Linked DNA regions of Homo sapiens: region 1 is linked to region 2. Evidence: read pairs that join two places in POLR2A ChIA-PET (ENCODE). Cell type or tissue: PC-9. All regions are shown on one strand.

Region 1 (2,500 bases), 150 kb after region 2:
TTATTTTTAGTAGAGATGGGGTTTCACCGTGTTAGCCAGGATGGTCTCGATCTCCTGACCTCATGATCTGCCCGCCTCGGCCTCCCAAAGTGCTGGGACTACAGGCATGAGCCACCGCGTCTGGCCCAATATCTTGAGTTTTAATAATTAAGCATTCTGGATTTTTAAAAGAAGATTATGATTGTAGGAAAATATCTCTGTCAGTTACCCAGGCCTACGGGAAACCTGGCTGGTTGGGACATGCGGCATTTAAGCAAAGGACCACACTCGGTTTATATCTGTGCATCCTAAAACCGGTAAGATCGTTAGAAAAAAAAAATGAACAGCACCTTAAGAACTGAGCTTCAAACATGCCCTTATAAAGTGCTATTTCCCCTTAAAGTTGGTCAGGATTACAAAGATGTTAACATCACAGCTTAACACACGGCACACATTCCAAACAGACTTATTTGAAAGGTAATGCTGTCTACTCCATCTCTCCAAATCAAATTTCCCAAAATTAATTCTTTGTAGTTCTCTAATAGATCTTTATTCCAAGTAAGCTCACTTGCTACTTAGCTCTGATGCAGAATTTATAACACTTTGTAGAGTATGTCATCTGAGCAATTTCAATGTGTTTTAGAGGGAATGATATATAATCTCCTGAAAATTCACCCCTTAAATAAGTCTTAATGGGCTGAGAGAACAGCAGTAGCTTAAGTGGATCTATTAAAAAAGGCTGAGTGGGTCAGTGATGGGGACAGAGATACCATTTTAACTCTCACTTCAGTTACTGATCAAAATACATTGGCAGTCTAGTTTGACCATTAAAGGGCACCCATGCACACACACACACACAGACACACAGACCTCTATATAATTCACTTGTGGATCAACACTTGCTTTCTTCCATTGATCTGAATCACAGATTTTCCAACAAAGGAAAGGTGCCAGACCATTTTCATCACCTCCCTTAGAATCAGTTTCATGCAGACTGCAGAGCATCTGTAATTCCTCTCATAGGGAAGTTAATTAGTGCAGAGAACAAGGAGACATTTTTCTCTGTCAATAGCCACAGAAAGGAAGACCCCTATGTAATTTTCAATGTGAAATGTGCTGAGTTAAAGTCACTGTTTTAGATTTAACTTCAGCAAAGGAATGACCTCTTTCAGTATTTACCAACTGATTTTTATGAGAGCTCAGAATAATGCTGTATTCTAATTTTACTTGGCTCTACCCCTTTAGTTGAGCAATCTTGGGTGATTCATGTATTTTCTCTGGGACTGAGTCTTCTCAGGTGTCAGGTGAAAGGGCTGACTATATTTGGGCGAAAGATATTTTCAGGTGTAAACTTCCGTGAGTTGTGATTTGGAGCTGTCCATGATCACAGCATCTGAAAGAAAACAAATTCTAGAGCCTACAGTATTTCCATTTTGAGGGAAAAAAATTTTCACAAAATCAGCTTAAAAATCAAACATTTTTCATCATTTAGAGCAAAGTAAAAAGGACTAAAAAAAAGAAACAATTTAGAGTATATAGCAAGTGCAAAAACGCTGAGAGAGCAATCGGGGTGGGTTGCTACAGGCCAATGTACTTTCCCTTATTTCTTTCCAAAGTCTCGGGCTGCAGGCACACAGATGTGCTGATTGTCCTGCATACCCAGCTCAATGGGCCGGTCAGGGTATGGGTGGCATTTCAGATATGCTTTCTAAGCCTTTTGAGAATTCAAATGCACAGAGTCATTTCTATTTTTGCAGAGCTACAATAAACTGGAGGGCCGTTCAAACACTGAATGAAAGCGTTCATTGGATAAAAAACATCTTACTTCCAGACCCTTAGATTATATTGTGATTGAACAGGAGTCTGGAAAGGCAGGCTTAAAATTAACAATCACTCACTATTCTAACTCAGCAAGGACCAGGCTGGACTGCATTCCAGCAGAAAGGAATCCTTATATTAAACTCAACATTAAACAAGTCAACTGAGGAACTTAATAGGCAGGTTTTTTTTCTACACCTGTGGTTAAATATTCTAATATTTTGATGTTTGTCAATAGCATCCTTTTGCAGGTATGGCTGCACCTCATTTTTTCCTTCTGTTTATTTCAAAGTTGACATTTTACAAGTTATTTAGGAACTGCTGAACCATGAAACTATTTTTCATTGTCAAAAATGCTGAATGGTGAAATAATGACTAGCTTTCACAGTTTGCCTCTTTATTTTATAATCTAGTTGAGCTACTAAATTTAGTTGTGAACTAACAGACTGTCTCTTCTGGGAAATAAGTTATTTCCCCCACTGCCTACAGGTTTTTGAATGTTTGAATGTAAATATCTGAATATATGAATGATTTAAGAACATAAACATATCACCATTTGTTGTAATCATGTGCATTTTACTTGAACCACAATGTGGGTTTGGAATAGGTTTGTGAATAGAGCTTGTTTTCATGTAAATGGGATCAAGCAGTACCACTGGTTAGCTATTCAGGGAATCAGACAATGCCACCCTTGCTGGAAACG
Region 2 (2,500 bases):
TGTACTGTCCTTGTAACTCTGCAGAGGATAGTCATATGTGAAGTCGATAACAGTATATCCTTTGAATACTTCCTTCACACTGGACAGAACTGTAAAGCTGGCCAAGTTTGACCGCATGGCTTTTGTTTGAGATCCCCTGCCCTCAGCTCTCTGCCTCCTGGGGGCTTCTCTTTCATCTGTTTTCCTCCAGCCTAGTTCCCAGTGAGCTGCTAACTAGGAAAATTATTTGAGCATCAAATTCTTGGACTGAAGTATCAGAAGTTGCCGGGCACAGTGGCTCACGCCTGTAATCCCGACACTTTGGGAGGCCGAGGCGGGTGGATCACGAGGTCAGGAGATCGAGACCATCCCAGCTAACACGGCGCAACCCGGTCTCTACTAAAAATATAAAAATTAGTCAGGCATGGTTGTGGGCGCCTGTAGTCCCAGCTACTCAGGAGGCTGAGGCAGGAGAATGGCGTGAACCCAGGAGGCAGAGCTTGCAGTGAGCTGAGATCGCACCACTGCACTCCAGCCTGGGTGACAGAGTGAGACTCCATCTCAGAAAAAAATAAAATAAAGTATCAGAAGTCAAATACTTAAGGTGTTCTTTGCCTGTGATTTTTGGTTGAAAGATTTGAATCCTTGTTGATATATCTACCCTCATAGCCTCTGAGTTGAGAGACACTCTTGTACCTACAACCCAGATCTAGCCAATAAAATGAGAATGGTGACAATGTTACTAAAAATAATAGCTGACACGTATTGTATATGTGCTATATACCAGGCACTGTTCTGAGACCTTTATGTATATTGACCCTTTAATTCTCATGGCAACCTTAGAGATAGGCACTATTATTTTGACATTTTTTTGGGTGCAGAGAACTTGCTCAGGTTCACACAGGTGATAAGTGTAAGAACCTGGATATGAGTCTGACCTCAGAACTTCTGTCCTCTCCCCTGTCTCTAGATGTGGAGGAAAATCTAGGGGGGCTTCTGGGAAAATATTCCCTCCCTGGCAAAAGAACAGCACAAGGAAGAAACCTTTTTGCCCCCTTCTTTCCTTTCCTTGCACGTCTTAAGAAGCAGTGGCAGCCATCTTGTAACGATGAGGCAATAACTTGAGGACAAAAACCAAGATATTCAAGACAATGAAATAAGGGATGCCAAAAGCCTGGTCCCTGATGACAGTACTGGGTTGTTAAACCAACCCCTAGACCACCAACCTCTGGACTTATTTTGAATAAACAATAAACATTGTTATCATTAAACTACTGCTAGATCTTCTGTTACTTGAAGTTGAAAGCTTACTAATGGGTATGAAGGTCTCCCATGTTACACCTTAAAAACTCTCCATATGGGCCTCCACATACACTGTACGTTGCCAATAAAACCTGCCAACCGTGTTTGGTCATTAGGTTACTAATGCCAGTAAAGGTCCATTACTTTAGCTAGCTTGGCAACAATAATATTATCTTCAGGAGTAAGATAACTTTCTTGCTAATGTTTTCTCTAAGCTTCTGAGTCATTACCCAAGAGAGCAAGGCCAGAAAGAATTCTAAAGAACCCTGGCAAACTGGCTCTTCTTCAAATTTCAAGATTCTTATCTAAAGATTCACACTCTTTGGTTGAAAATGGGAATATTCACCTGCTTTACACCCACACAGAGTACAATCTCAAATTCAGCACAGTTCAATGAAATCCAACCAAACCCACACAATTCAATGCAACACAGTGTAACACAATACAACGGACCCAACAATAAAAACTAGAGCAGGTGAGCGTGTATGTGTGTGTGTGTGCACAAATAAACCTTGTCATGGCTGCATGCTCCTTATTACCTGGGTGATTTTTTTTTCTTTTTGATGAAGTTTAGCTCTTGTCACCCAGGCTGGAGTGCAATGGCGTGATCTCAGCTCACTGCAACCTCCACCTCCCAGGTTCAAGCAATTCTCCTGCTTCAGCCTCCTGAGTATCTGGGATTACAGGTGCCTGCCACCATGCCCGGCTAATTCTTTTTTTTTTTTTTTTTTTTTAAGTAGTGATGGGGTTTCACCATGTTGGCCAGGCTGGCCTCAAACTCCTGACCTCAGGTGATCCACCCACCTCGGCCTCCCAAAGTGCAAGGATTACACATGTGAGCCACTGAGCCCGGGCCCTAGGTGATTTTTATTATCAGAAGATGACCACCTTCCCCATGGTTTTCTTCCCCCAAGGTACTAGAAAGAAGTTGCAGCTAACAGAAGAAGGGCAAGTTCTCTCCCAGTGGGCCCTTCCCAGGCTGGATTCCAGGACCTTCTCAGCCTGGATGTCACTCTGTTATAAGCTGATCACTCATCTTTCTATATAGACATTTTTAAAACATTTGACTTTTTACAATATAACACATCATTCAACCCCCTTTTTTTCCCATTAAGACTTTATTCTGGGAACGTCTCTTTGCTATTTTTAGGACCATTGATTTCTCTTTGATTCATTCTGCCTGCGTTATTCGTGATGTCCTCAGACAATACTTTCAGTC

The links. Peaks named below come from ENCODE experiments on the same cell type or tissue, not always from the same donor. Only the 100,000 strongest peaks of a DNase experiment are listed, where the experiment ranks them.
Region 1: POLR2A ChIA-PET joins it to region 2 with 6 read pairs; 1 of 35 experiments calls an interaction of 5 or more read pairs at or near these places.

Annotation. Positions count from the first base shown.
Region 1 is chr2:44,746,217-44,748,716 of GRCh38, reverse strand. The region is part of intron 8 of CAMKMT (calmodulin-lysine N-methyltransferase); the gene reads right to left. Among named protein-coding and RNA genes, the nearest start is that of LINC01833, 190 kb to the left of the region's middle. In PC-9, no CTCF peak of the experiment used is centred here; DNase peaks (open chromatin) are centred at 1,256 and 1,996; H3K4me3 peaks cover 1,897 bases; H3K27ac peaks cover 2,500 bases.
Region 2 is chr2:44,894,273-44,896,772 of GRCh38, reverse strand. No RefSeq gene overlaps it. Among named protein-coding and RNA genes, the nearest start is that of LINC01833, 44 kb to the left of the region's middle. In PC-9, no CTCF peak of the experiment used is centred here; a DNase peak (open chromatin) is centred at 1,492.